2 separate regions of the Mus musculus genome follow, and region 2 is linked to region 1. Evidence: chromatin loops called from intact Hi-C (ENCODE). Cell type or tissue: heart. All regions are shown on one strand. Each heading gives the region's core, and the rest is flanking DNA. Links, peaks and the distances in the headings are about the cores only.

Region 1 (15,862 bases), core at 3,764-11,763:
CGCTAGGCAGTTTTTTAGTGCCAATCAGACTCATGCTCCCCACCTCAGGCCTTCAGGGATGAGGCAGAGGGAGTCCTAGGGCACTACCCCATTCTGTGAAGCTGACCTGGCATGCCACTGGGTGCCGGAGTCCAGCATCAATAAATTACCGGTGAGTTCAGGTGACGGGACAGATCCAGTGTCAGCTTCCTTTGTGTCCCATAGGAAGCCTCCAGGCCCCTTTTCTTAGCCTCCCCTCCCCCATTGAGGGCTCCATCTGTCACCTTGATGGCACACCCATCTGTCCCACGTTGGGATGGCATCTCACAAAGCTTCTGCCAAGCAGGCACTTGGCTCCATTCTACAGATGAGGAAACTGAGGCTGCATGAAGGGGAAATGACTTGCTGGCCTTGCTTCTCCATTGCATCAGAAGTCTCCATTACAAGGCTCACTGTGCGCACACATTTCAGGTTTCTTCACTGGCTCATTCCTACTTGGGAGCTTGAGATAGAGTGTGTAGCTCAGGCTGGACTCAAACTCATGATCGGCCTACTTGGGTCTCCCAAGTGCTGGGATTACAGGTATGAGCCTCTCTATTGGCTGGCTTCCTTCATCCCTTCACTGTCATAAACATTGTACATACCACAGTGGACAGGACAGAGTCCTTGCTCTTTGGAACACATATCCTGGTGGGTGGGACAGCCCAAGTCACCCATGAAGTGTCACAGTGGAGGGAGATGCTGAGTCTGGAAAGATAGACCAAGCAGGCAGGGGATGGATGCCCAAGGGATTTTTCAACAGGGCAGAGGGCGCTCCTCCAGGGAAGCGATATTTGAATGAAACCCCTAATAAGTTACTTTCCATATCTCCTTCAGTTTTAACTTCTAGAAAGGTGGCTGTTGAATTCAAGAGCCTAGGAAAGTGGGCAGAGCTTGTCCCACTTGGCTGTGTACCCACAGACAGCCCAGGTCACCGCAGAAGCGGAGACCTAATCTCTCTTCTATTCTTTGCTGTGAAGACTTCCGTCTACTGAAGGCCCTCGAGTTTAAAATCTCAGTCTGGGCATGTAGCTTAGTAAGCAGAGAATTCCTAAGCCACACACACCTATACTCCTAGTACTTGAAAATGGAGTCAGAAAGAAGTTCAAGGTCATACTCAGATACATAGTATGAGGCCAGCTAGAGACACTTGAGACTTTATGTCAAAAAAAAAAAAAAAAAGCCAGCTTAGTGCCACAGAGGCTGAGCAGTATCCGGCTCACTGACTACTGATTTCCCACACTGAATAGCTGTCTGACACAGAAGATGCTGGAGCAAATGTCCAAATGAATGGTTGGTGGACATAATAATAGCCAGAGCTAGCACTGAGCAATTGCTCATTTGCACACAGCCCCGAGAGGGGGAGGGGGCTATCATCAGTATCCCCATTTTACCAGCCTTTAAAACTGAGCCTACAGATAAGGGACTTATGTCACCAAGAGCAGGGTTAGGAGAACGATAAATGTGGATGGTGTGACAAGACCAGTATGGTGGTAAGTACTGTAGATTTCAGTCTGACATTTCCTTTTTGAGAACCCATTCATTCATTCATTCATTCGTTCATTCAAGAACCAATTCATTCATTTACACATGCATATGTGCATGCAATAATTATTTATTAAGTCACAAACTTTACCCTGGGTACTAGAAAGTAGAGGATGTTGCAATTGTGGGTTCAAGCCAACACTGGGGAAAGTCCAGTGGTCCATCAGTGACCAGAAGAAGTCCTTGAGTCAACTGAGGGATGAGAAGGCTTTTCTGGATGAGGTGAGCCTGTAGTAAGCCAGGTGGCTAGACAGACTGGCAGGGAGATACCAAGGTGGATGTGGTTTCTAAGAGTGGTGTCAGGCCGGGCTCTAGCTACTTCCAGCTCTCAGGGGAGTGGGCCTCTGTCAGGGCCTGAATCTCTTGGCTCAGACCCCAAGCCGGAGCCTTATAGGCCTTGTGGCCATTGTGTGTTTATATTCCCACTGTCCTGAACGTAGGACAGCTCAATGACAGGCAGGTGATCAAAGAAAGACAAAGCCAGCTGCTCTGCCCTCCAGCTTCCTACCTTTTCTGGGATTTAGCTGATCTGTCTACTGATCTGAGTGACCTCGCCCATTGCTAGCCCCACTGGAAGGGGCTATAGATAGGCCTGGGGTTTGGACATCTGGTCCAAGAATTAAAACAAACAACCTCCCCCCCCCCCCACACACACACAAACCAGAACAAAACACAAAAACAAGCAAACAAACAAAAAACCCCAGGTAGGGGCTGAAGAGATGGCTCAGAGGTTAAGAGCATTTGCATATCTTGTAGAGGATATGGGTTCAGTTCCCAGCACACACGTGGAGGCTTACACCTTTCTGCAACTCCAGTTCCAGGAGATCTAGTACCCTCTTCTGGCCTCTTGTAGGCACTACATGGAACTGGTATACATACATACATGTAGGCAAACCTCTCATACTCATAAAATAAAATAAATGCACCTTAACAAAAAACCAAACAGGGCATTTCACTAGTCTTTGGCTAATAGGCAACTTCCTTTGTCCCCTTGACAGGGGTCTGGAAGGAGAGGAAGAGAGGAGCAGATGTGGGGAGATGCCCTGACCCAGCATCCTCTGGGGGCAGGATGCTGTTGACAGGAACAGGCCAGAGTTCCAGAGATCTGTTTCCACAGTAGCGGGGATGAGTGTGGGGTTAGAAGACCATCCTCACCCCAGGATTCAGCTCTCTTCAGTCTCTTTCCAGCACTTCTTGAGACAAGAGGCTATATATGCCTGATATTGGGGAGCAATGGGGAGAAGCCCAAGCTTCAGCTCTCATAGCTTTGAAGCTTCCCTCTTCCCTCACTCCCTCCATACCCAGTCTCTAACTAGCTCCTATGCATCTAGGCTACAATCCAGAGTCTCCCCCTGGTCATCAAGACTCCTGCAGTCTTCTGGGCATAGGAGCACATACCTTTAATCCCAGCACTCAGGAGGCAGAGGTGGGTGGATCTCTGGGAGTTCAAGACTAGCCTGGTCTATATAGCAAGTTCCAGGCCAGCCAGCGACTTCTAAGACTGTCTCAGAAAACAAAAGACAAAATTCCTGATTTCCAACCCCTCTCTGCTCACCAATTCTGCTTTCTAGAATATATATATATACATATATATATATATATATATATATATATATATATATATTTTTTTTTTTTTTTTTGGCTTTTCGAGACAGGGTTTCTCTGTGTAGTCCTGGCTGTCCTGGAACTCACTCTGTAGACCAGGCTGGCCTCGAACTCAGAAATCCGCCTGCCTCTGCCTCCCGAGTGCTGGGATTAAAGGCGTGCGCCACCACGCCCGGCTTTGTTTGTTTGTTTTGCTTTGTTTTTAAAAGACAAGATCTCTCTACATAGCTCTGACTGTCCTGGCTCTCTTGGAGAACAGGTTGGTGTCAAACTCACAGAGATCCATCTGTCTCTGCCTCCCTAGTGTTGGGATGAAAGGTATGTGCTACTATGTCTGGTTTAAAATTTTTAAAATTACATTTATATATCTATTTCAGGGAGGGCAGTGGGACATGCCATGTGGAGGTCAGAGGGCAGCTTGCGGGAATTGGTTCTGTCTAGTATGTGGGTCCTGAGGTTTGAACTCAGGTTATCAGGTTCAGCGGCAAGCACCTTCAATAGGTTGCTGAGCCATCTTCCTGGCCCCATCTCACAGGAGGGCTTTTGTCTCTGCTGTTCCCTCTGCCTAGAAGGCTATTTGCCTGGATCTTAGCATGACTGGCTCCAGGGCACCTGCCATTGAAGGCACCTCTCCAAGCCTCCCTCCTCAGAGGGGCCTGCCTAGCCCCTAAGAATAGCAGCCACTTCCTGCATTATTTACTCCATAGTACTTCATAGTATGCTGTTTCCACCATGGCCCCTTTCCCGCAATTTCAATGACTGACAGCTGGTTTGCTTGAAAGCCATTCGCCCCACCCACTGAGGAGTTTCAGGAGAGTGGGGCTGTGAGAATCCCACAAACATGTTTCTACCAATGTTTGCCAAAAGAATGAAACACCAAAAACAGGTATCAGTAAATGTCATTTCCCACCCTTAATACTTTGTGGTTCCCCATGAAGAAGAGGACCCTCATTGAGTACCTTATACAGCAGATATCCTTACATCTAGTATCTTTAGTATTTCTATCCATGACATACTGCTTAACCCACAGCTGAGAAAGTTGGGGCCATCCAGCAAGAATGGAAGCTGTGGGGTGGAGCCTAGGATCATGGAGTATGCTACTTCAAATCCCAACTGGATTTGATTCCAAGTCTGACTGATGTCTGCACAAAGCTCACCAGACATACTAGACCTCAGTCCAAGACTAACAAGTAGATATTTGGGACCTGAAAAGCAGGCAAAGACCTAGACTGGTGGAGAGGTGGTCTGGATTAGTGGTTATTTGGTGGGCTGAGACAATGACCCTGCCACCTACAGGACCCCTTTATTCAATGATCAGGAGCACTGGCAGGCAGAACACGTTGGCTCTTAGCTGAGGGTGGGGGTGGGGGGTGGGGTGGTGGTGGTGGTGGTGGTGAGGGGTGGAGGGCTGGGGGTGGGGAGTGGGGGTTTGGGGGGGGAGCCAGCTGGAGGGATGTCTTTACACTTGAAAAGTCATGTAGAAGCCCCTAGACTCCAGGGCTGGTCATCTTTTGCTAGAACTTTCCCTTCTCTGATCCCCAGTGGAACCCAACCTGTCTTGAAGCTTACTATGTATGCTATGGAGACTGGCCTTGAACTCAATCTTTCTGCCTCTTTTATCCCCACGCCCAGCTCCCAGTGGCCACCTCTTTAAAGTGGGTATAGCAGCAGGGATCCAAAAAGAGATCTTGGGAAGATGAGGAGGAAAAGTGAGTGTGGAGTTGTTGGCGTATATAAAGTAACATGGAAATGTAAATTATCTAAAAATAATCTATGTGACATACAGAGAGGTTGGAACTTGGAAGACCCCTTAGGTTCTTCCCAGCATTTATTGGCACCTACTGTGTGCCAGATGCTGTACCAGGGCCGGGAAATTCAGGGATGAGTCAGATATGGGCCCTGAGCATCTGGAGACTCTGGCTGGAGGGGTGTGGGGAGCGAGCTGTAGCTCCCACCTGAGAGGGGAGGCATATGTGTGAAATGGTAGCGGGTGTCAGGCAGAACTGAGCCGAAACTCACACCCCATCTCCCTCTTTCTCATGACCTTGAGTAGATCAGGCCACCTCTCGAATCCCGAGGCCCCCTTCTCTAAGATGGGGATGGCTTCACAGCTGCCAGGGCCTGGCACACAATTGTCTCAATGACTCGGGTATGGGCACCTTGGAGTTCTTAGGCAGAAAATGATCCTGTTCTGGGACTCAACTCTTGAGTGATAATGTGTCTGTAAGAGTGGCCTGATGACATGGGGGTGGCCGCCAGGGGACAGCAGAAAGGATAATGCAGTAATTTCTTATGCCCTGATAAGAAAGGAAGGCAGAAATCTTCGAGGATTGACTTGAACCTTTATTTATGCTTATAATTCATAGGGGAGGAGGAAGTTCTACACTGGTCAGATCTGCTCAGGTGGGAGGGGGTGTGAGATCACTAAGTTTATTCTCCAAGGGATTCTAGGCCAAGGTGCATCCGGGAAGGTCAGGCTTCTCAGAATGGGTTTGTGGGTGTGTTCAAGGTCTTCAGAGGCTCAGTGAGGTTGGCACCAGGAAGGCCACCGGACAAGGTGACTTCTATAGGGCCTGGGGCTACCCACCCCCACCTACACTAAGGCAAGGCCGGCCAATCTTGGGGGAATTCAGATGAGGTGGAAGGAGAGAAAGTTTGGGGGTCCAAAGGGTGGTGGCTTGGGGTCCCCCCCCCGGGGGAACATTCCTATTCTGGCACCCATACTGACACCAGAGCGGTCAGGCCAATTGCAGGAGTGAGGAGAGGAGCCTGTCCCACACCGCCAGGGTTGGGCTACCTCGGCTAAGACGACCCAATCGGGGAGGCTGGGGACGCCAGTGTCTGGGCTATGATCTGTGCCCTACTGCCTGCGGGACAGTCAGCCCGTCCCGACAGAGTGCGGCCTTCCAGGCTGTGGGCCGAACCAGCCGGATGGAACACGATCCCTAGCTGGGTACCGCGCGCCTGCCGCTGCTGCCCTCCCGGCCGCTGCGGGTGCAGCAGCCCCCGCGCCCCCAGGGGCCGGGCCGGGCGGGGCTGGGCGCGCGGGCGCGGGAGGGAGGGGGGCGGGCGGCGGCGCAGCCTGCGCCGCTCTAACAGGTGGGATCCCGCGGCGTGGTGGAGGCGGGCGCGGGAGGAGGAGGAGGAGGAGGAGGAAGAGCAGCAGCAGCGGGAGCCCCAGCCGGAGCCAGAGCAGGAGCAGGATGAGCCGCGCAAGCTGACAGCCACCGCTGCCGCCCGCGCCCAGGCTCGGTCTCGCTCCCCGTGCCCGGGGCCGCTCCCCGCCTCCCGCCTCCCCTGGCCGCCCGCGGGGCGGCCCGCCCCCTCTGCACCTCCGGGCCCGGAGCTGCCTCCATCTCTCCTGCATCCCGGCCGGGGGGAGGAGGAGGCGGAGCAGGAGGCGAGTCGGAGCCGCCGCCGCCAACGCCGCCGCCGCCGCCGCCGCCGCCCGAGCAGGACAGAGCGCGCCGCAGCCCCGCGCGTCCGGCCGCCGCCCGCGCCCATCCAGCAGCCGCGCCAGAGCCACACCGCGGGACAGCCCGGGCCGCGGCGCGCCCCTGCCCAGCCCGGCCCAGCCCAGCCCAGTTCCAGCACCGGGCGGCCCGGTGGCCGGCCCGCCCCCGAGGGCGCCGGGCGCGGCGGGAGGATGCCGAAGCCGACGCTGCTGCTGCGCGGGGGCTGGGAGCGCGAGCGCAGCCCCGGGGACTCGGAGCTGGGCCGCCAGTTCCGGGACTGGTGCCTGCGCACCTACGGCGACTCGGCTAAAACCAAGACAGTGACACGCAGCAAATACCAGCGGATCGCCGAGGTCCTGCAGGGTGGCGGCGGGACCGGCGCGGGCAGCGGCCCGGCGGCGGGCGAGAAAGGCAAGTTCCAGTTCTGGGTGCGCTCCAAGGGCTTCCGCCTGGGCAGCGGCCGGGAACCCAAGATGGGCCAAGTGGTGTATGTGCCGGTCAAGACGGGCTCGGTGAGTGCGCGCGCGGCGGCCGCGGGCTAGTCCCGTGGCCGGGATTGGGGAGGGCGGGGGCGGGGTGGGGGTGTGGATGTGTGTCCGAATGGTGTGTTTCTGGGGTTGTCCGTGTGTCTAGCCCACCCGGGGCGTGCGTGTCCCTGCTCACTAGCCCTCCCTGGCCCGCCCGGGCAGCGCTCGGGGTTTGGGGCGTCCCTGCCCCCTCTGCGCCGCTGATCGGGCCATGGCCGTGACGGGCGGGCTGTCCCGGGCTGCTCACCCCAGCGTGTTCTGTCCTCTCGTCCCCTCCCCTCCCCCTTTCCCCCCAGCCAGCAGGCGGCTGCTACGGAGCTCCAGCCTCCCCCCCTCCCGCCCGGAGGCCGCCTGTCCCGGGCGCCTCGCGCTCCCGCCCCCGGGCCGGCTGGGCGGTGTGTGTGTGCGTGTGTGTGTGTGTGTGTGTGTGCGCGCGCGCGTGTATCTATGTGTGTGTGTGTAGGGTGGTGCTGCGGGGGTGGGGAGGCAGGGGCAGCGGCGGGACGGGGAGTCCACTGGGCCTCCCCGCACTAGGGGAGGGGGCTAGCCCTGGCACTGTCGCCCCGACCCCACCCGGCACTGGCCCGGGGAGGGGCAGCCAGAGCCGCAGCCTGGCGCAGGAGCAGCCTCCCAAGGGTGGGTGGGGCGTCCCCGCCGCCCCCCGGGCCCCGCGCTCCCCCCACCCTGGGACGGGGGCGGCATGACCTATTCATCCCCTCCCCTCCCCCGTCTCTCAGGCTGGCCCGGTTGGCGCTGGGGAGGGGGGCGGGTAACCGCAGCCCCGGGAAAGGAGGCTGGTGGCCAGTGGCCGGGCGGGGGCATCCCCTTCGGTTCGGGGCGCCCCGAGAGGGCGTGAGGCTTGGGCCCCGCGGCTCCCCCCTCCGGGACCTCATTGTTCTGCAGAGGGTGGGGGCTGGGGGGGGGCGGCTGCTCTCGGGGCGCTGCTGAGCTTTGAACTTTCCGTTGCCCAGACCTTCGGGTAGTGTGTTCGGTCCCCGGCCCGGTCGGGCCAGCCTAGCTCTCCTCCCCGCCGCCCCTCCCTGGCCTCGCCCGGCCGGAGCACTAGAGCCCGGCCGCCCCGCGCCGGCCTCCCTCCTCCCTGTTCCCCCGCTCCCCCCTCCGCGCTCCTCCCCCGTCCGGCGCGCCCGCCCCGCGCTCAGCCCTGTCCCCGGCCGGAGCGGGCTCTTCACACACAATTGATTCGGTCGTTACGAAAAGTGCACTTGTCCCCTCCCCCTCCGGCGGCCGCCCGGGCCGGGCCCGCGGGGTGAGGGGACCGCGAGGGAGGGAGGCAGGAGGCAGAGTGGAGCCCGAGGCGCCTCCCCCCACCCCCCCGCGCCCAGGGGACGGGGCTGCAGGCCGCGGGGAGTGGGAGCCGCGAGCGCAGAGGGCTGGCGGCCCATCTGCGAGGAGCGCTGATAACCGCGCCGCTGCCGCTGCGGCCGCCAGCAGCCCATCTGCGCCGCTGCCGCCTCCGGCCGGCCGGGTAACAGGGGGCAGGGCCGAGGGGCGCGCCCGCCGGCTTCCCGGAGCGGGAGGGTGGGCCGAGTCCCTACAGCGTGGGTTACGGAACCCCAAATAAATGGACACTCGTCTTCAAACCCAGGGAGTCTGGGTCATTGTCCCCTGCTCCGATGTATCAAGGATCCTCCCCCATCCAAATCACTGTCCATTTGCCCTTAAGGACAGGTGAGCTGTCACCCCTTCCCACCTGCCAGTTTGCGACTTCCACTTGGTTCGTCCCATCACGAGGACCGTCCACCCCCCCATCCCCAATCAAGGTGGCTCTTCCTAGGGCAGCCACCCACCAGACTGTTAGCTAGATCCCTGCCTTAAGCCTTCAGGGCTTCTCCAGGTCAGTCCCCACCTCATCTTTCTCCTGGCTACCTTTCCCAGCAGCTTAGAGTCTTTCCCCAACTCCTTTTCAGACTGAGGCAGGATCCCCAGTCCACCCACTATTGGGGTTCAGGGGAACTCCCACACCTGGCTTGCTGTCTTTCTGTGGGTCACCCACTTCCTTAGGGTGTGGGAATCATGAGATGGTTTGTCCATCCCTTTATTCCACACAGCTGCCAATGCCAGAACACCCCTTCCCATCCACTTGCGGAAGCTGGTGCTAGGCCTGGGCTCAGGTCCTGGGTGAGCTAGCTAGCAGCTTCAGATCTTTCCCGAAGCCCACTCGGTCTACCTTGCTTGCCTTTTACAGCAGGGACCTGACAAGCCTCCACCCTGGCCCCAAGACCAATAATAAACCTTCCCCTAGGGGACCACCTGCCTGGGAGGCAGAGAACCGGGGACCCAGGCCTCCCTGCCCAGGCTGCCAGAGGGATGACAAACACAACAGGCATGCCCTCCTGTGACAGCCTGTTCCTCCAGTTCCCCATGCCGGCTTGCCTAGCCTGCCTGTCCCCAGAGAACCTGTTAGTTACCTGCCACTTGCCTAGCCAGCCAGAGCCAGCCACTGGAGATGCCTAGAGCGTTGCCGCCCCATCACCAGGTCTCTTCCTCGGGTGCCGTTATAATTTTTCCATGTCCATTTTCCTTTTAGCTGGTCTAAGAAGCAGACCCTGCTGGGAATTCTGAGGCAGCCGCGGCCTCTTCCGAGGAGGGACTGAATGGGACCTTTTTTGAAAGATGTAAAGGTCATCTCTCAGCCTTTACTCACACACACACACACACACACACACACACACACACACACACATGTGCGGACATGCACATGGAGTTGAAGTTGCCCTTGCTTCTGGTGTCAGTGGAGATTTTGTAGTTTTGTCTTCTGTAGGTTTTTGTGAAGGTCATTGGGCCATAAACCTTTGTCTGTGACATTTATTCCGAGTCTCCAGGCCTTGGGGGTAGTCCCCAGGCTTTTGAGGTTTACACTGGGCGTTTGGGGTGGGTGAGCAACTTCTCCTGGGACACCTGACTAGCGGGAAAGACAGGTACAGCTAACTAAGTGATGTAGAGAGGGAAGGCTGGCAGGAAATGTCAGGGAATTGGGGAGCCAGAGATAAGCCCAAGTATGGCTTCGTAGTCAAGGAGTCACCATCCTGTGTGCCTTCTTAACCTCCTCAGGTCCCCTCCCCTCCCCCTACAGTTCTAGGAGAAGCTGTGGTCAGGGCTGGTTCCCAGCTTCCAGGCTAGCTTCGGGCTTCGGGTCTATGATCTGACACTTGTCCTGTCCCATCTGGCCCTGAGCTTTTCTGGGTGTGTGTGTGTGACAAAGGCTTAATCTGTCCGGACGGGCCAGGGCAGAGAGGAGGGCGCAGGGAATTACACTCAGCAGGGCCTCCTGCAGCTGGGGCCCACTTGGGGGTGGGGCTTGGCGCGGGAGGGCCGCCTAGCTTGGGGGAGGCAGGCTGGTCTCAGTGTGCAGGTTGTCACAGGAAGTGGAAGGTGCAGGCAGAAGACTGAGAGAGGGCGGAGTCCCTCACTGGTGCTCATGGGGATAAGATCTTTCTATGATAAGAGCTAGCCAGGGCCTCTGGCTGGGCAAAGCCTGGTTAGGCGGTACTCTTTCTTGTGTTTGGCTGGCTTTGACCACATTGGTGGCAAAAGCAGGGGAAGTGAACCCCTTGGAGGGAAGACCCTCGGATTTTGTTCCAGCCACATGACCCGCTCCTCTTCTTTTCACCTGGCCTCTGAGTGGGACTGGCCTTGGGACCTGGGAGGGTCACAGATTAGGCTGGGGTAGGACCCTGAGCCAGCTGCCAATTCCCAGGTCAAGAGAGCCCCAAGGTTCTTTGGAGAGAAATTGTCTCAGCCCAAGAGCATCAACTTCCAGTACACAAGCTGAAGCCCCTAGGGAGAGGCAGCTCCATTGGTGGAGTGTTAGGATCGGGGGCACAGGTCTCTGAGTTCCACCATGGCCTCTCCTGGGCCCAGCACATGCTCTGGATCCCACCATGAGTGCCCTATTCCTCCAGGGTCCCCTCGGTGATTGCCCAACTTCACTGTCAACACCAGGCTTCTGCGAGCTGGACCCCAGGTGTTGCGCTGGCCAAATTGACTAATGGTGGTCTTTTCCCAGTTTGCAGATGACGTTCATTTAGTGGAAAGCATTTTCACAGTCTGAAGTCTTCCTCCCCAGAGCTTTTGTGTAAACCTTTGGCACCTGCGGCCACTGGCCTGGGCGGGAAAGGGCCTCTAATGCTGTAGTGTAACACTGTAACAGGCTTCCACTGAGTAACAACAGGCTTTGACCTTCAGTGGGATACCTACCTCCCTCAGTGTTCTTTCCTTTTCATCCTAGCCCCCCTCTCTCCCCCTTCCCCGTCCCCCTTTCCCTCTCTCCCTCTCTCCTACCTCCTTCTTCCTTCTCCTCCTCCTCCTTTTTTTTTTTCCTCTTTTAGACATGGTCTCACTGTGTAGCCCCTGGCTAGACTGGAACTCTGTATAGACTAGGTTGGTTTCAAACTTGCAGAGATCTGTCTGATTATGTCTGTCTAGTGCTGGGGTTAAAGGCCAGAGCCCGTGTGGCACCTGTTTCTCAGTAGGCCTACTGTGTGCTTGTCACTGTGTTGAGTGAGATGCTGCCTCAGCTTGTGGAAATCTCACAGCAGCTTAGAGGCCAACACTGCTATTATCATCACCTGACAGAGACGTAAACTGAAGCTTAGGGAACTTAGGAAATTTCCCTAGGCCATACTAGTGAGTGGGTGGGCCTTGGGACTGGGTACTAACACATATACATTTCTGTTCTGACTCTGAGGAATACTGCTACCTAACTTAATTTAAATGTCTAAGCCTTTCATGATAGGCCCTTACATTTTAGTCTGAATTTGTTTAGAAGAATACCTCTGGTCAAGATGTCTGGTACTGTAGATTGGTGCCATGTAAGATGTCTGGGGCTTTCCTGGACACAATGGGAAAAGCTTGGGGGAGAAAGGTCTCTGTTACCCTGGGTCTCCGGGGACTTTGGGGACAGAGTTGACAGTGGTGTCTGGTACAGGCCCCATTTAGATTTCTCAGGAGTGGCAGAAGGAAGCCTTTTTATTAATTAAGCATCCATAATTTGGGTAACAGGGTCCTAGAACCTAGGGGAGGCATTTTTGAGCTAAGTGCCATTTGGATGCTGAGTGCCAGGCCATGACTTTCTGAGGTTTCTTCTCTGGCTCTGGGTTGCTCCTCTGTGGTGGGGACAATGTGTACTCTTCTTCCTCCACTAAGTAGTCTGCCCTCTCCTTTGTGACCTGAGGCACTACCTTCCTGTCCAGAAAGCCAGACCTTGAAACTGCTCCTGGGAGCCACTGGTGGGTGGGTTGGAAGCAGTTGGAGTGTGGAGACCTGTGGCTAGGGCTTTTCGGGCACAAAAGGTGCCGGCTTCAGACAAGCCTTGGCTTCAATGAGGCAGCTCTTATCTTAGAGATTATACCACTGATGACACTGTACATGAGTGTGGGACCATGGGCTAGAACATATGTGCGCAGTGTACATACACACGTCAGCTCCGTGGGTATGCCTATCAGCGTGTTGGCTGAGGATGCTGGCGGGAGTGTGTGTGTGTATGCCGGGGTACGGGTGCATGCAGGTGGAGGGAGGCAGTATGCTTATGATGTCTTCGGCTGTGATCGTCTGTGTTGGCAGATGTGGGAGCACCTGGGGTGCTGCGCTGGCAGACCATGGTGTGACTGTGTGTGAGGTTCTGATGGAAAGCCCTGGCTGGCTGGTGGTATGCTGCTCGTGGTGTGTGTGTGTGTGTGTGATTATAGCCAGGCTAGCCCAAGTGGCCATCCTGACTCTGGTGTGTCCCTGTTGGCCAGTTGACTCGAAGTAAAAGAGAGTGACTGGAGGATAAGGCCTTAACAGCCCCCTCCCACCCCCAGGTTCAAAGTCCAATTCCTAGGGCAGAATGGAGGCTTCTGGGACAGGGTGTGAATAGGAACTAGACGTGAGTAGATTAGATCCCATGGACAGGATCTCGGTGGTACCTACAGGTTCCCAGGTGCCCTGCCTGGGTCTTCAATCCTCAGTTTCCTTGTCTGGAAATCAGGCAAAGGATACAGGACCTGGACAACCTGGGAAAGCGGCGGCTGTCCTTGAGGACGGTGGTTGAGGAATGTGCTCAAGGTCACCCTGCTAGTGTGAAAACCAGGCCTGGCCCCTGAGCGCCAAAGGAGGCAGAGGGGTGGGAGGAAGCGAGGCTGCAGCCTGTTGTGGCCACTGGCTTGTTAGAGTAAGTACCGCACTTAGATACTGGGTGAGACTGGGGCATAGGCTTTGCAGCCACAGGGCCAAGGGGCTGCGTCCCTGTTCCATCCTCACCTGTGGGACTGGTGTGAAGTTCACGTCCCAAGGCACATGGAGCCTGCGGCAGGCAGCAAGTGGTAGGGAAAGTGAGCTTCTGCCTCAGCTCTCTGAGCCTTACTCTTCTCATCTGGAAAATGGAGACAGTGATGAAAGCTGTCACGGATGCTCAAAAGGACTGTGGAGGTGGAGATCCAGCCTCGTCCCATCCCTGGCACTCAGTAGGCAGCTGCCAGGGTTTGGTCCTTGAGATTGTGTTGGAGGCATCTCTGTGCTGTGCCATCGGGAGTCTGGCAAACGTGGCGGGAACTGAGTGAAGCCCCTTCCTTTGTATCCCTCTTCGGTGCAAGGAAGATGGAGGCTCCCATGTGGGAGATTTACCACAACCTGGTAGGTCCTGTTGAGTGCCCCACCCACCACATACTAAGCTATTAGGCCAGGGTCTGAGAAGATCTCCCAGTCACCCAAGCCCCTACCATGTGCCAATTAATTAATGTGCCCCCTGAAACCTGGGACTAGAGAGGTCAGAAGCCCTTCCTGGGTCCCCGCCCCCACCCCCCAACCCCCAAGCAGGGCTCAGGCGCCAGAGCTCTGTCTGGCTCTGTCTGAGCTGTGGGAGGGTAGCTGCAGAGTGTCCTCAGCCTCCGCCCACCCCAGGCTTACAGAGCCCTTGCCCGAGGGCCATTCTGAGGCTTCCAGACCTCCATCAGCCCTTCCACCTGCTGGCCCAGCCTAGGGAGGCAGATGCCATCCTCCCTCCCTCCCTCCCTCCCTCCTCCCCTTTCCCCTTCTCTTGGTCCTGATCAGCTGCAGCTGCAGGCCTGGCCTGGGCAGCCTCAGGGGGTTGGGAGGCTGGAGGGAAGCTGCTTGGCTCTGGAGGACAAGGTCACCAACCTCTCAGTCTTCTCTTCTCTTGGCCAACCCCGGGGACCTGGGGCTCCTCTGATGCAGATAGGAAAAGTGAGGCAGCACAGAGGGAATCCACTGGTGGTCCTGCAGAATCCAGAGCTGAGCAAAAATCTGGTTGTGAAAGCCAAGTCGTGCCCCCTCCTCTCCTCCCCTGTTGCTCAGCCCCTCTGTCACATCTGGCTCCTGTACCCTGTCTTTCTGAGCCACATTACATCTAGGAAGGGTTTTTTTTGTTTTGTTTAGTTTTGATTTTGTTGTTGGTGGTGGTTTTTTTTTTCTTTTTGTTTTTTCTCTTCATCTTATCTTTGTCTCCTTACCCTTTTCTTCTTCATCTTATCTTTGTCTCATTTGAAAACTCCTGGTACTGTCTTCAGCAACTCACACACCACCACATCTGTGCCTCCTTCCCCGTCCCCAGCCCTGACCAGCCTGGAGGGGCATCAGCTTACTACTGGCTCCCACCTCCACTCTGGCCAGAGGATCTCTTCCTCATTCATACACCCAGAGGAGACTTCGAGAAAAGCAAAAGCCAGGTTCTATCGTTCTGTTCAGAGCCCTCCAGGACTTTTACCTTCTTCCTGGACTTATTGGCACATACCCGTAATGTGACCCTCAGCATTCAGAAGAAGGACAGCTTAAACACAACCTGGGCAATATAGTGAGATTCAGCTCAGAAACAAACCACAAAACCCCACCTCACTCAACCTAAGGGTGGAAGTCCCAGAGCCCCGTGTGTCTGGCTAGCTACCTACTGCCCTTGTGCCTGCTGTCTTTATAGCTTTTCATTCTTCCTTATCCATCTGGCCACACCCTGCTGGCTTCTGCTATTTTGCAAGTGCAGTAGACCCCAGGGCCCTTGCACTGGCTAACCCCAACCACCCGCCTTGACCCCAGGATTCTGTGTGACTGGCAAGCTCGGTCTTCTTACAATCTTTGCTAAATGTCACCTTTTCACAGAGACCTCCTTGAGGTCTCTTGGATGCTGTCCCCATCTCTCGATCTTCCTGTCACCCTTATCTGCTGGGGTAGACAGTACTGCTTCAGTGTTCTCCCTCAAGGTGACAGCTTTAGCAGGGCTCTGTGTATTTGGTTTACTTTGCATCCTAATGGCCTGGAATAGCCCCTGCTCCTGAGGGAGGGCGTTTCCCTGCAAGGAAGGGTTATTTATGCTTCCCTCTGAGTAGGGTTCTGAGAACTGTCTGTCCAGTCCTGCACTTCAGGGCCCCAGAGGCCCCAGAGCCATTCCCAATCTTCAACCCATGAATGTCTGGAAAGTCCTCGGAGAACTGACCTCTGACCTAGGCCTTAAGGTACCCAAAGTATCTTTCAGTGAGAGAAGAGATAAAGAGGTTGGCTCAGTGGCCAGGTGGACCAGGTTGATGAGGACTTTGCGGGATGGAATCTGGCTGGCTTTCCCCATGGCTGGGGATAGCAGCTGATTTAGTCTGCTGAGACCAGAACGGCCTCAGAGTCCTGAAGACTGTAATGGGGGAACCTGGATGGGCCAGTTGAAGAAGGACCTGGAAATGCACTCTGGGGAGCAAGGCACCTGCAGGGCAG
Region 2 (15,862 bases), core at 4,525-12,524, 53 kb before region 1:
GAAGGAAGGAAGGAAGAATCCACTTCAAAGTAGGTAGGTGTGTGGTGGTGCATGTGGGTTCTGTCAGTGCGGAGCAGGGAGAAGAAGGCGGGTCTCTATGAAGCCAGCCTGTTTTACACAGTGAGTTCTAGGTGGAATCAAGGCTACCTTGACTCTGTCTTGAAAAAGGGTGGGAGATGGTCACTCCAATCTCCAGTCCTCAGAGGAGGTTGATGATATTTCTGAAGATGGCATTTGAGGTTATTCTCTGGGCTCTATATTCCTGTGCACACTCACACACTCATACAGACACAAACACACACACACACACCTTTAAAAATCTGACATGAAAACTGGTTATGGTGGCCCTTGCCTCTAATCCAAGAGGACCAGGAGTTCAGGGTCATTCTCCATTGCATAGGGAGTTAAGACCAACATGACCTACGTGAGTCCCAAGTGCTGAGACTCTCTCTCTTGACACAGAATCACATGTATTCAGGCTGGCCTCAAACTTACTATGTTGACAGAGATAACCTTGAGCTGCAATCCTCCTGCCTCCACCCCTGAGTGCTAAGGTCATAGGCATGAGCCAGGAGAGCTAGTTTAGGCTGTGCTGGGGATGGTACCAGGCTGTCCTGATTGAGGGTAAGACACAGCCTCAACCCCCTCCATTTACTTTTGTCATCCTAGGGCTTGAGCCCATGGCTTCAGACATGCTGGGGGTCGGGGGAAGCTCTACTATCAAATGATACTCAGTGCCTCCGACTTTTTTTTTTTTTTAAAGATTTATTTTATTTATATGCCTACACTGTAGCTGTCTTCAGACACACCAGAATAGGGCATCCTATCCCATTACAGATGGTTGGGAGCCACTATGTGGTTGCTGGGAATTGAATTTTTAGGACCATTGCACTTCAGTCAACCCTGCTTGCTCAGTCCCTGCTTGCTCTGGCCCAAATATTTATTATTATACATAAGTACACTGACTTCAAACACACCAGAAGAAGGCGTCAGATCTCATTACGGGTGGTTGTGAGCCACCATGTGGTTGCTGGGATTTGAACTTCAGACCTTTAGTAGAGCAGTCGGTGCTCTTACCTGCTGAGCCATCTCACCAGCCCCACCTCTGTCTTTTAAATTTATTTTTTCATTATTATTTTTTAATCGTTCATCATTTTTGATGATGTCATTGTTCCACAGTGAGGTGGATAAACCTACCCACAGGTACAGGGTATTTTAATTTTTTTTTTTTTTTTTTTTTTTTTTTTTGCTGTAGCGAACTATGTTGTTATTAAAATATTTATATTATGTTCTGTCACACTTGAAAGATTCCTCATAGAATTTTCTAGAAGTAAAGTTATAGGTCAAAAGACAGACTTAAAAAATAAAATAAGGGGCTGGTGAGATGGCTCAGCGATTAAGAGCACCGACTGCTCTTCCGAAGGTCTTGAGCTCAAATCCCAGCAACCACATGGTGGCTCACAACCATCCATAACAAGATCTGACGCCCTTTTCTGGAGTGACAAGACAGCTACAGCGTAATCACATATAATAAAATAAAATAAATAAATCTTTAAAAGAAGATAAAATAAAATAAAAGCCAGGCGTGGTGGCACACGCCTTTAATCCCAGCACTTGGGAGGCAGAGGCAGGCGGATTTCTGAGTTCGAGGCCAGCCTGGTCTACAAAGTGAGTTCCAGGACAGTCAGGGCTATACAGAGAAACCCTGTCTCGAAAAACCAAAATAAATAAATAAAATAAAATAAAATAAAATAAAGAAGAGGGCCTGGAAAGATGGTGTGGCAGTTACCAGTGCATATCGTTCTTGCAGAGGAGCTGAGTTCAATTTCTGACACCCACTCTTTCTCCAGCCTTCATTTGAAGGAGATCTTTTTTTTTTTTTTTTCATTTAAAATTGTCACTGTATGTGTGTCTTTTGCCTGCATGTATTTCTCTGCACCATGTGTATTCCTGGTGCGCCTAAGAGGTTAGAAGGGAGTTGGAGCCCTGTAACTGGAGCTATGGGTGGTTGTGAGCTACCATGTGGGTGCTGCATATCAAACCCATGTCTTCTGGAAGAGCAAGTGCCTGATAAGCCATCTCTCCAGCAGCTTGGGAGACCCTTGATTTTTTTTAAAACTATGAATAATGCTGCTGTGAACAGTCATATAAGTGTACATGTGAATGAATGAATGAATGAATGAGTCACATGAGTGTACCTGTGAATGAATGAATGAGCCACATGAGTGCATGTGTGGGTGAATGAGTGAATGGGCCACATGACTGTATATGTGAATGTATGGCTCCTTTCTCTTGATTCTTCTTTCTTTCTTGAAATAGGGTCTTGCCATGTGAACAAACTCTTGATTCTCCTGCCTCAGCCTCTCAAGTGATGGAGTTACAAGCATGGCCTCTCATACTCAGAATGTCCTCCTCTGACAGTTGTACAGTTTGGGCTTCACATTTAGGCCTACAGTTTGTCATCAGTTAATGTTTGTGTAGTGTGAGATAGGGGTCTGCTACCATGTGACAAGTGTCTGCTGCCATATTTGTTGAGAAGGTTGTCCTGTCCTTATTAAGCTGGCTTGCTGCCTTTGTTGAGAGGCTGACCTCAATGTGAAGGTCTATCCTTGGACTCTCAGTGCTGTGTCAGATGTGAAGGTCTAACCTTGGACTCTCAGTGCTGTGTCAGATGTGAAGGTCTATCCTTGGACTCTCAGTGCTGTTTTACTCCTCTCTACCCTTGTCTCTTCTGACTGTGACAGTGATCTGAGAACTTTTGCAATGGGAAGTGTAGTAGCCCCAAAAGTGTTTCTTCTTTCGTTTGTTCTTTTTTTTTCCTATCTTCTCAGATCTTCAAGTTACAAATAATTCTGAGCTGTCATGTGTGTGTTGGGATTTGAACCCCAGTCCTCTGGAAGAGTAATCAGTGCTCCTAACCACTGAGCCATCTCTCCACTCCCAAGTGTTGTTCCTTTTTAAAGATTATCATTCTAAGTCTCTCTAGTCTCTGTGTGAATCTTACCACTAACTTGTTCATCTCTATAAGAGACTAAGGTTCAGGCTGAACAAATCTCAGGATTAATCCATTTGCCTTGCCATACACAGAGCCTGGGAGGCAGAGGCAGGCGGATTTCTGAGTTCGAGGCCAGCCTGGTCTACAGAGTGAGTTCCAGGACAGCCAGGGCTATACAGAAAAACCCTGTCTCGAAAAAAACAAAAAAACAAAAAAAAAAAAAAAAAAAAAGGAAAAAAAATTGGTCCTCAGACTCAAGAATACAGATATTTCATTGATTTTGGTTATTTAAACATTTTAAGCAATGTTTTATAGTTTTCAGGGTATAAAGTCTTACTTCTGTTAATTTTATTTCTAAACATTTTCTACATTTCTCCCCTTTCCTCTCTACCTCCCTCCTTTCCCCCAGGTTGGCCTCTGGATGTGGTTGTCAATGACCTTGACGTTCTGATTCTTCAACTTCCGCCTCCCAAGAGCTGGGATTGCAGGTGCACGCCAGCCATATCCAGTTTTATGCAGTTCTGGGGACTGAACTCAGACACTGGTGCATGCTAAGCAAGCATTCTGGTAACTGCGTACCTCCCAGCCTGTAGAGTGTTTGGAGAGCCCCACGTAAAGTCACTTGGTACAGAGGCGTTCTGGTTCCAGTTTTGAGTCAGTATTGACCCTGCAGCCACTGCCCTTCTAGGCCTGTTTTCTCTTGTCTGGGAAGGGTAGTTCGCTCTTCCAATAATGACCTGCCCCACCCAACCTTAAACAAACAGTGGGTTCTGTGTGCACCACTTCCCCAAACTACCACCAGAGGGTGCTATAGACCAGCATTTGGCTGAGCTCCCGGTAAGGGGCCCCCAGGGACGCTGAGGCAACCCGATGTTTTCCAGGAGCTGCGGGTTTTGCTAGTATAGGCTTCCGTGTAGCGCCACCTGCTTAGGACCTTTGTGCCCGCTCCTCCCTGTAGTGAGGATAGTGGGATAGGGGCGTACTCTTGAGGCTAGATCCCTGCTAGCTTTGATAAGTAGCCTAAGGTCCCAGGGTCAGGGCAGACAGTAGTCCTGAGTTTCTCAGCCACGGGTTTCACGCGTCTGGGTCTCATGATGGCTCAGTATTCCTTCCGTCACAGAGTTACTTAGCAGCAAAAGCTCTCATCCTAGCTGTATGCCTGGCCATGAAGAGGGATAACATAGCCCTTCAAAGACATGAATGGATTTGTGGACCCTGCCGTCCTTGAAACCACAGTATCTGAAATTCCAGATGTCTGTGAGCTTCTTAGAGTGATCAGGCCCGTGTCCCCCAGAACCCACAAAGCAGCTTCCCCCTCCAACAAGGTCAGAAAGTTGCCTTCCTTCTGTTTTGCAGCTGACCTCCAAAACCAGCAGCGCTTCCTACTCAGGCCTTTGCATAGAGACACCAGAGCCTCCCTGTGCCTGCGTTCTTTCATTGGGTGAGGGTCGAGACAGAGTCACTACAGCTCAGACTGGCCTTCAGCTTACTAAGGAGCTAAGGCTGGTCTGAAGCCCCTATCCCCTTGCCTCTGCCGACCAGATGCTGAGATTATAATCGTGTGTCTCTACACTGGATTTTTTTTTTCTTTTCCTTTTTAGTTAAATTTGTTCACTTTTGTGGTGCTAGGGATGAGCCTAGGGCCTTCTACATGTCAAGCCAGCACTCTACCCTGGACCCATAGCTCCAGATGTGTGACTGTTTTTTCTCTGATTCCAGACTGGGGTCCCCTGAGAAGTAATGAGTCCCAAGTTCATCTTGGTCTCCTTTGTGAAGCCTAATGCTGAATTCTGTATCCGGCAGCCCATTCCACAGGAGAGTCCCTTCATGAGCACCCCACTCAGCATCTCTAATCACTCTATTTTGTCTTTAGTTTTTTGAGACAAGGATTCCCTGTGTCAGCCCTGGGTGTCCTGGAATTTGCTCTGTAGACCAAGCTGGTCTCCAGCTCAGAAATCTGCCTGTTTCTGCCTCCGGAGTGTTGGGATTAGAGGCATATGCTGCCACCATCCTGCCAGTCACCTTTTTAATTAAAAAAAAAAAAAAACAAACTAAATTTTATCCTTTGAAATATTTTATTGAATTTTACGTGTATGAGTGGTCTTCCTGCATGTATGCTCATGTCTGGTGTGCTGATCAGAACAGGGCATTGGGTCTCCCTGGAATTCGAGTTAAACAGAACTGTGTGTTAAGAGTTGAACCTTAGCTGGGCGTGGTGGCGCACACCTTCGATCCCAGCACTTGGGAGGCAGAGGCAGGCATATTTCTGAGTTCGAGGTCATCCTGGTCTACAGAGTAAGTTCCAGGACAGCCAGGGCTACACAGAGAAACCCTGTCTCGAAAAACAAAAAACAAAAAACAAAAACAAAAAACAAAAACAAAAAACCCCAAACAAACAAAAACAAAAACTAAAGAACAAAACAAACAAAAAAGAGTTGAACCTTAACTTACTCCAGTAGAACAGCCAGTGCTATTTATTTATTTATTTATTTATTTATTTATTTATTTATTTATTTATTTATTTATTTATTTATTTATTTATATTTAGATGAGTACACTGTAGCTGTCTTCAGTCACACACCCCAGAAGAGGGCATCAGATCCCATTACAGATGGTTGTGAGCCACCATGTGGTTGCTGGGAATTGAACTCAAAACACCTGGAAGAACAGTCAGTGCTCTTAACCAGCTGCGCTATCTCACCTGCCCTTCTCATCACCCTCTCCAGGACACAGGCTGCAGCCTTTTGGATTTGGGGTGGGGGTGGGGGTGCATTGTTCTGGTGCCAGGCCAACCAGATGATCCCGGTGCTGGAAGGTCAGAGTGGCTCATAGCAGTCGGAGCTGACTCTGGACTAGTTTCACCTGAGTTGTCTCCTTTGCTGCGGTCTCAGTGGCTCTTCCAGGTGGGGTACAGGTCAAGGCACAGGGCAGCTGCTTCTCCTGCCAATTAACATAATTGGCAAATGAGCCGGGCTTGGACTCTAACTCAAGTCTCTGGGGAGCCACTGAGCCACACCTCTGCCTGGAACCAACTTGGGGCAGGACTGGGTGCTTTGGAGTCTTTTTTCCCTGCTCTGTGCAAAGGTCAAAGGTCAGAGGTCATTTGTTTAACTTTCCCCAGACATGACTGTATTGTTAAGGCTAGAGTGTTTGGGAACTAACTCTCTGCATGTCTGCCTGCCTGCCTGCCTGTCTGTCTGTCTGTCTGTCTGTCTGTCTGTCTCTCTAATAGAAATAAAGCCCCAAACAAAACAAAACAGAAAAGTAGTTAAGATTCTAGAAGTCGAGCCGGGCATGGTGGTGCACGCCTTTAATCCCAGCATTTGGGAGGCAAAAACAGGAGGATTTCTGAGTTCGAGGCCAGCCTGGTCTACAAAGTGAATTCCAGGACAGCCAGGGCTACACAGAGAAACCCTGTCTCAAAAAAAAAAAAAAGTCTTGGTGGCCTTGTTCCTATTACACTTGAATTCAGCAGTGACACATTAGGAATTGGGGTTAAAAGGAGCTCCACGGAGGCTCAACACAGCGCCCGCCCGCAGAACCCACCACTGATTCAGGCTAAGGGCGACAGGCTCTACTTCGCCTCTGCTCGCCTTTATCTGGGGAGGATTTGGGGTGGTGGGAAGGCGGGGGAAGTTGGAGGCAGGGCTGGCCCAAGGTGGGCAGAAGAGATAGGGAAGTGGGGAGGGGGCCGGCCCTCTGGGGAGGGGCGGAGAAGGGAAGGACAACCCAGAACCTGCACAGTGGGAGGCCTCACAGGCCTGGCCCTGCTTGTGGTTGCAGAGCTTCTGGTGCCTTCCATCCTTGCCAGGCAAGATACAGCACCTTTAATTAGCACGCTGTAACCTCTACCGATTCATCACCGGCTCAGTTTAATTAGCCGCAGGAGGCGCCCCTGCCCCCAGTTCTTGGCTGAGCAGCTGCCTCTCTCACTCACAGAGGTGGCCACCACCTCAAAGTGTCCCCTGTCACCCTCCCATACTTATTTCCCTCCCCAGAATGTGGGGTGGACACAGCCAGCTGCCTGGCTGAAACCTCAAGGAGACGGTGGAGCTGCGACCTTTGTACCCATGATGCTCAGCTTCCTTCTCGGCCCCCTCCCAGGTCAGGTTGAGTTGGGTTGGACCAGCTCGGGTAACCTCCAGTTGAATGGGACTGAAGCCGAGCTGTCCCACTGTAAGAGACTGCTTTCCCCTTTGGAAGCTACTAGCGCGCACGCACGGGGGTGGGGTGGGGGTGTGTGTGTCCCTGTCTCGATTGCTCCTGTGCAGAGACAGGCCCTGCATTTTGCTGCTTCCCCACATTTTTTCCTCTTCCTCTTTCTCCTCCCCATGGCTGAGAAGCTGAGACCCGGAGAGGGGCCAGGACTCCACTCTAGATCTTGGGGCTTTGCTGGGAGACCTGAAGTGGACGAAGAGACAGGGCGTGGCAAGGTGGAGCTGGGGAGGATGGGCCTCCAGGAAGCAGGGGACTGGTAGGCATGAGGCCTTGGTGTCAGGCCAGGGGCAGCTCCATACAAGGGTTACGTTATCTGCTCTTGGACAGTAATGATGTATAACAGCCGAATTCAGACAGTACCCCCACTTACCCCCACCAAGTTTTTCTCCTTGAAGATGGCTTCTAGAATGTTTCTTTTCATTTCCTTTTTCTTCAGTGTGGGGATGGAATGGTGGGCATACCCTTGCTTCTCAGGGACTTCTCACCGAGCCACGGCCCCAGACTGGGATCCGGTTCTCTTCTTCTAGGCTACTCTAGGCAGTGCTAGTTTTTTGTTCGGAATCAGGTCCGTTCTCTCCATCTTCACCATGGCTGGCCCTGCCTTCTCTGTAGTCTAGGTTGGTTTTGAACTCCCTAGGTAGCAAAGAGTGAACTTGGACTTCTGATCCTACTGCCTCCTATGAACTCATTCAGTGCTGGGGGCTCTTTTTTATGTGACAGGCAAGGGCTCTTCCAACTGAGCCACACCAGCACTGGTTTTGTTTGGTTTTATTTATTTAGAGAGGGTCTCACTAGGGTAGCCTCTAACTCTGTCCTCCTGGGTACTGAGATTATGGGAATGCACTATCATGCCCCTCACTAAAGGCAGGGTCTCACTGTGCAGCCCTTTGCAGGCCTGGAACTTGCTATGAAGACTATGAAGGCCTCGAACTCACAGAGATCTGTCTCCCCCTCCCTCCTGAGTGCTGACACTAAAGTTATATGCCACCATGCCCGGCTCTGGGTCTTTCTTTCTTTCTTTCTTTCTTTCTTTCTTTTTTTTTTTAAGATTTGTTTTTACTACTTTTGATTATGTGTCCACATGTCTGTAGGTGTGTGCATATGAACACAGGTGCCCACAAAGTCGAGGAACTGAATCTGCGTGGAGCCGGAGTTACAGATGGTTGCAAGTCACCTGATGTGGGTTCTAGAATTTGAACTCAGGTCCTCTGGAAGAGCAGTGCCTGATCTTAACCCCTGAGCCACCTCTCAGATCCTGTCCTGTTGCTATGACAGGAGTTTGTGATGCCGTGGAGCTCGGGCTAGCTGCAAACTTGCTATGGAAGTTGGCTCTGAAGTTGCAATCCCCCTGTCTCAGCCTCCAAAGGATTGTAGGCATTAACCACAGAGCCCGGGCAGCAGAGTCATAACCATAGCATCACTCATCAGGACCTTTGGGCCTCCAGGTGACACTTGCCAGGAAACCTTGGACAAGTGACTTCTCTATACTCCTGCCAGTCCCTCACCAAATATACGCCAAGAGCTCGGCTTTATTTTAGAGTAAACAGAGTCGGCGTAAGTCACTCACTCTAGGCTACACAGCTGATGCAGAATGTGAACTCAGGAAACTCTAGTAACTTGTAAATGAGGGAAATGAGGCACAGAGAGGTTGAGCAACCAGCCTCGGGTCTCCCAGCAGCAAAGCCAACTAGTACAGAGTTAGCCTGACCTTCGACACTCATTACTGCCAAGCTACGTTGCTTTGGGCAAGTCACCACAGCTCCTCACTGCAGCAGAGCCCCAAGCAGTTAGAATTGGGGATGTGGGCCTCCCATCTTGCCCCAGTGGCTGCTCTTGGAGGTCAGCAGGAAAGATATCACCAGAAGAGCTGGTGAGTCCCTGAGGAGAAAGAGTAGAGCGTCTGCCTGCCCCAAATCCCTTGGCTACTCTTCTTGCCTCTTCTACTGTCCCTCTGAAGCTGGGAGCCCAAGGTCTCGGTTCTGGATACTGCCCCACTGAGGGCAGGGCTGTCAAGAACAGCGGAAGGGGCTTCTAGCCCTGTCCCCCGTGTGGAATCTGTTTCTCCTGCTTTCTGCTAGAGCTGTCTGGGTAGTCCCACATTTTGTGTGTCTGAGACAGGGTCTCATGTGGTCCAGGCAGGCCTCAAGTGCCCTACATAGTAGAGGAAGACCTTGAACTTGCAGGGTTCTAAAATGCCCTTAGATTCTGAGCAGAATACAGGGCTGGAGTCTGTCACAGGGGGCAGCCAGGACGACAGAGAGCTTTGGGTTTAGACAAATTCAGGCCAGGTTCTCTAGGAAGGCTTCCTACTGGCAGGGTGACCTTGGACAGGGGACCATGTCTCAGCCTGCTCAGAGCACTGATAGATACTATCTGCTTACCCTGACCCCGGATTAAAGATCATGAGTTGCCATGGCCAGATTCTTCAGGGCCTTGACTGACAAAACCAAAGGGGCTTTTGTTTTTTTTGTTCTTTTAATTGGAGCCCCTCCCCCTCTTCTTTTTGAGACAGGCTCTCTGTAACCCAGGCTGGCCTTGACCTGTGGAGTTGAGGGTAATCGTGAACTTTGGATCCCTTTGTGTTCACCTCCTGAGTGCTGGGGTGAGCCAGGCTTTTTTTTTAATCCAGTGTGGGATTGAACCTAGGGCTTCAGCACATGGCCAGCAAGCACGCTACCAGCTGAGCCAGAATGAACTCCACCCACTGCCCCTTCTCTTTTTAGTCCCCATGGAGGCCAGACTGGCTTCACATAGACAAACCTCTTGCCAGTGCAGGGGATGGAGGTATGAACCACTACAGGAGGTGGCTAGTTTCTTTTTTGTTCTTTGTTTAGTTTTTGTTGTTTTTCGAGATGGGGTTTCTCTGTGTAGCCTTGGCTATCCTGGAATTAACTCTGTAGACCAGGCTGGCTTGGAACTCACAGCTCTGCATCCTAAGGGCTGAGATTAAAGCCTTGCACCACTTCTGCCCAGCTCAGTTTCCTTGTCTACAATGTGGACCAGACTCTCAGTGATTCCCTTGCTGCATCCCAGATGCTGAGAGTGTGGGTTAGCAAGAAGCCAGGATCTAAGGAGCAAGGCGGAGCTGAGGCCTTGCATCATGTGTGGTTCATGTCAGGCAGCAGCACACTCTGTGGAAGTAGGGGTATAGGAGCTAGAGAGGTGAAGCTCGCCTTGGAACCCCAAGCCCAGCACGACTGTGACCTCACTGCTGTGAACCCCTGGTTTCTTCCTCTGTAAAATATTACCAAGATGAATTGAGGTCTTAGCATATCACATGCTGGGCTTTTTCTATGGTGTACAGTGTATAGTAGCTGCTCAATAAATGCCACTGTCCTCCATTGATTAGTTAATTGCTACATTTTCTAGATCAAGGCCATCAGGCTGGGAGATGCATCTGGTTGCCTAGATATCGACAGGGAGATGTTAGAGGCCTCTTGAAAGTGGCATGGACCCTATTCGATGACTCTTGGTCACAGGCTCCTCTGCAGGTGCAGGAGACCCTTGATCCTCGGTACAGGAGACCCTTGTTCCTCGGTGCAGGAGACCCTTGATCCTCGGTGCAGGAGACCCTTGATCCTCCGACTCATCTTCTTCACCTGAAGCTGGTTTGGTTCAACCCTGAACCCTGACCGCACTCGGGCGTCTGTCTGGTCTGTGGGGCCTAGTTAAGCTAGGCTGGGCAGCCGTGGGTGCTTTGGCCATTTCCTGGTGAGGGGGTTTCCTTCTCTTTTCCCTTCGGCTCACTCAGTCCTAGAGAGACTGATATGTGTTGTCTGTCCATCTGAACACCTTTTATAGAGTCAGCCCAGCCTGGCCCAGCAAGGCTTCCTTTCTAGCTATTGTGAGCATTTTGGGTAGGAGGCCAGATGCCCGAAGATGTCCCGGGATCCAGGGTGGTGGCACATACCTGGAGTTCCAGCACTTAGGAGGCTGAGGCAGGAGAGTCAAAAATTGGAAGCTAACCTGAGCAACACAGTGGAACTCCACATCAAGGAAAAACAAAACAACAACAACCTTGTCCAATTGTTTTCCCACAAAGCTGCTGGGAAGTGAACCCAGGGTGCTAGGCCAATGCTGGCCTCAGGTTTAAGTTTCACTTTTACTTTTATATGTTCGAGACAGGGTCTCACTAGGTCTGCCTGGCCTGGACTTGATACTATGTAGACCAGGCTGGCTTCCAACTCAGAGATCCCTCTACTCTGCCTCCACTGGGAATACAAGCTCACACCACGGCACCACTCATCCCCATTAGACACTACAGTGCCCTTGTGGATGTCAGAGCATGGTTGCATGGAGTCTGTTCTTTCAGTTTTGGGGTTGAATGAAGGTCACCAGGCTTATGGGCCAGCATCTTTAGGGCGAGCATCTTCACCTCGTGAGCTCGACTTTGGCTCAAGCCTTGAATTCTCTCACCTGGGGACAAGGACCGTGATCTCGACTTTTTTTTTTTTTTTTTTGAGACAGGGTTTCTCTGTGTAGCCCTGGCTGTCCTGGAACTCATTTTGTAGACCAGGCTGGCCTCGAACTCAGAAATCTACCTGTCTCTGCCTCCCGAGTGCTGGGATCAAAGGCGTGCGCCACCACGCCCCGCCGTGATCTCGACTCTTAAAGCCTCCGTGTCTCCATCTTTGAGGTAACCGTGACACGCTTGGTTGGTTTGGTTTGGTTTTTGTTTTGTTTTGTATTTTGTCCGTGTGACAAAACCCGCTGTGAACTCTGTAGGGCAGGAAGGTTTATTTTGGATCTCAGTTTCACAAGGCTTGGTGTAACTTTAATTATTTCAATCCTTATTTTTAATGATCGTTCTTAAATACTTTACCTCCCTTGTAGCCCATCACCCACCAGAGGTAGTGGAAAAGAAAGAATATGGGGCAGGATGGTAGGGGTGGGATGGGGTGATTGATGGTGGGCCTGTTTAGAAAGGTTCTCTGGAGCAAGTCTGTCTGTGTTATCAGCGAAGACTTGAGACCCACAAGTGTTGCCCAGCTAGCTGTCCCAGCAAACCAAGCTCTGTCTCCGTCACTCTGTGGAGTCCTATTTATACCCTCCAAACATCACGTGTCCCCCACGTGCCTTGCCTCAGTACTTGTCTTACCTTAGCATGTGAATCCAATCAGCTTGAGTCCACAGAAGTGGTAAGAAACTGCAGCACACCACCAGAAGGTTTTTGGTGTGTTTCTATGCCATCCCGACCAATGCAGCTCAACTACACAACGTAAGGCAGACCAATGCATGTGTGTTGTTAGCAAAGAATCCTTCGTCACATATCCTTTCATGTGCTTGCTTTAGCAGAACATCCTCTCTCCTGTATCTGCTTCAGCGAAACGTTCCTTCACATGTTTGCCCCCCACCCCCACCCCCCAAACACCATCCAACCGACTCTCCAAAAAACCCTCAAGTTTCCACTTCAGTTTGGTCAGTGAGGTGCAGAGTCAGAGATGGGGTAGGGGCTGGTGACAGAACATACCCCCAAAGCTTCACCCAGTGACCCATATCCATGCCCACCTCACACCCCTTCAGCTCAGACCTCATCAGAGGATCCATGACTGAGGTAGTGAGGGCAGTGTCCTCATTGGGTCACCCCTGTGGCGCCACCAGCTGGAAATCAGGCCTTCCACACATGGGTTTTGGAGGCAGGGGGGGCATTTCACATCTTTACTGTAACAATGGACTAACTGAACCTGGTTTTTGGAAGTCACGAAAGGGTCACACAGCCGCTGACCTTACACCCACCAGGGCTTCAGATACAATCTGCCACCAGATGCCCTGCTATGACTACTTTTGTGCCCCTGTGGAGAACTGGCCAGGCCACAGCTCCTGTCTGACACGTGCTTGTGCTTCAACCAGACCATAATTTACATTTCCATAGTTTAAAAGCTGGGATCTGAGGACAGACCCGAGAGAGCCCTGGAGATTATTGGAGAGTCATCCTCTGTCCACACACCTGCCATGGCCCATCACCAGCTTCAGCCACACCCTTGCACCCTGAAATGATCCGTTCATTGTGTGATATAGCAAAGGAACTGAGGCTGGGAGGCTGCGCCCTGTGCAGTGTCCCTGGGCTCATTTGCTTGGCTAAAAGCCAGGTTGTTGCTGCTGCTTGGCCCCACCCCCACCCCCCAAGGAAGAGGTGGCCTCAAAAGACTGTTGTGCTATCTGCAGGAGGGACCTCCACTATGTTCCCATAGACCTGGGCAAAGGGAAACCCAGCAACAGGGTGGGGAGTTACTGCTCTATTGTTTGAAATAAGGATTTCTCCCATTTAAGCCTGCGGTGGGCCAAGCCCTCCTTTTGGATGTTGGTGTTTTTTTGTTGTTTTTTGTTGTTGTTGTTGTTGTTGTTGTTGTTGTTGTTTTGGTTTTTCGAACAGGGTTTCTCTGTATAGCCCTGGCTGTCCTGGAGCTCACTTTGTAGACCAGGCTGGCCTCGAACTCAGAAATCCGCCTGCCTCTGCCTCCCGAGTGCTGGGATTAAAGGCGTGCACCACCACGCCCGGCGGATGTTGGTGTTTTTTAGTTTGCTTGTTTTGTTTTTTGTGGGAGTGTTGGGGCTCAGACCTAGATCGTCTAGGGAGGCACTCTTCTACTAAAATACAGTCCTAGTACTTGTAGCTCTTTTCACTTTCTTTTTAAAAATCTTATTATTTTTTTTATTTTTTATTTATTTTATTTTTTTAGGGTAGGGGCTCTCTATATAGCCCTGGCCTGGCAGGACTTGAACTCACTAACTACACCAGGCTGGCCTTGAACACACAGAGATCTGCTTGCCTCTGTCTTCCAAGTGCTGGGACTAAAAGCATGGGCTAGTGCACCTGGCTTTAAAGATTTCTTTTTGAGTATGTGTGTCTCTCTGTCTCTGTTCCTCCCTCCTCCACCTCCTCATTCATGCACTCGAGAATGTGTGTGTGTGTATGTGTGTGTGTGTATGTGTGTGTTGTATATGTACCATGTGTGTGCAGGTGCCTGCAGAAGTCAGATAAGGTGTCGGATCCCCTGGAGCTGAAGTCTTAGGCAGTTGTGAGCTTCCTGTCATGGGTTCTGGGAACTGAACTCGGGTCCTCTGGAAGAACAGCAAGGGCTCTTCACAGCTAAGCCAATCTCCCCAGCCACTGTGTATCTTCTTGAAAACTTAAATAATCTCCCTCTTAGGGACTTGAGGAACCTCACCATCTCAACTCTGCTTGCCTGCCTGTTATAGGTGGGTGCATGAATGAAATAAGCTAGGCTTTCTCCTAACGGGGACTCAGACCCAAGCCCTCTCACATGCTAAGCCAACCCTTTACCACTGAACTGTTCCCCCAGCTGTAGTTAGGGCCCCTCAGACCTTACCCTAGAACTGCGAAGAACGAGTACTGAGTACTGGTGTCTCCAGCACACAGGCCTGATTTGGAAACAATTGTCCTTGTGAGCGACAGGACTGTGAGCCTCAGGTTCACGCATGCAGGGAGCCAAGGAGGAGTAGCCCAATAAAGGCAACCGGCCACCCAACCCCACACGCTCCTCCCCACGCCCAGGGCAGCTCCCTGAGTGCCAGGGAGGCTGGACCTCTGCCTATTGAGCAGTAGAGGGGGAAGGGGACCTCCACCTTTCCCTCAGGCCTGGTCCCTCCCGTGCTCCTTTGGAGACAGCTGCTCTGGGCCTCACAAGCACAGCTGCCACCTGGTTTGTATCCTGTCCTTCTCTGCCCTCTGCCCCTGACCCCTCCCTTTCATCTAATCCAGCCCCTCCTCCAGTGGACCCTCAGCCTCCTCTGGAGTCCTGGGGACCCTGGCATGAATCCCAACCCAACCTCTGCCCAGCACTGTGACTTTAGGCAGGGGATAGCACCTCTCTGAACCTAATTCATCCTCCTCAAACCAAGCTTCCAGATGGGTTAGAGCAAGCTTGGGTCTGGTTCTGACACTCCATGTATCTGCTTTGGTCTTCTGAGCCAATGAGTCAAGCTCTCTCTGGCTCTCAGTATCTTCAGCCGCAGAAGGGGAGCACACCAGCACATCAGAGATTTAGGGATTAATGGAGGAAATGCAGGAGGAATGCTCAGAGTGACACCAGAGCACATGTTGGATTTATTATCTGCCATCGATCCACAATCCAGGTCTTTTGGATTGTTGCGGAAAGAATTGGGTTCTGTGACTTCTCCCCAGGTACCGGGTCCTTGGCCTCTGAGTCTTGTCCCTCCTGCTGCCGTCAGACTAGACAGACTAGAACTCTGCTCTACAAACGCGAGTGTGCGGGTGCACACACACACACACACACACACACACACACACACGCAGGCACGCACGCACGTGTGCGCGCGCTCCCCTGTCTACTGAACGAATTAAAAGAGCAAACACCTGGGATGAAGACCACAGGCTCCAGATTGGCCGGGAAGAGGAAGAAGGCTTAGCCACTCACTCCCTCGCCAGGAACTTCCAGACACTGATGGACGGGCTTGCTTGCAGTAAAAATCAAAGGCCCTCCCCACATGGTGCCCATACTCTAGAACAGCAGTAGAGCATCAGTTCTCAACCTGTGGGTCATGACCCCCGTGGGGGTCAATAGTCTCTTTCAATGGGGTAGCCTATCAGAAATCCTGCATATCAGATATCTATGATTCCTAACAGTAGCAAACTTATGAAGTAGCAACAGAAATAATTTTATGGAT

Evidence for each region. A loop is a pair of places that touch in the nucleus more often than their neighbours do. Peaks named below come from ENCODE experiments on the same cell type or tissue, not always from the same donor. Only the 100,000 strongest peaks of a DNase experiment are listed, where the experiment ranks them.
Region 2: a loop joins it to region 1, with 2.0 times the contacts of the local background. A loop is called at or near these places in 8 of 42 quality-filtered maps.

What each region holds. Positions count from the first base shown.
Region 1 is chr2:153,520,715-153,536,576 of GRCm38, reverse strand. It overlaps Nol4l (nucleolar protein 4-like), which reads left to right and starts at 6,606. Exons shown (of 11, transcript NM_001134300.2): 1 at 6,606-7,135. The coding sequence starts at 6,815. In heart, for the core only: no CTCF peak of the experiment used is centred there; DNase peaks (open chromatin) are centred at 7,156, 7,346, 7,746, 8,296 and 1 weaker place; H3K4me3 peaks cover 4,799 bases; H3K27ac peaks cover 6,127 bases; H3K27me3 peaks cover 1,347 bases.
Region 2 is chr2:153,574,665-153,590,526 of GRCm38, reverse strand. No RefSeq gene overlaps it. Among named protein-coding and RNA genes, the nearest start is that of Commd7, 50 kb to the left of the region's middle. In heart, for the core only: no CTCF peak of the experiment used is centred there; no DNase peak of the experiment used is centred there; H3K27ac peaks cover 5,493 bases.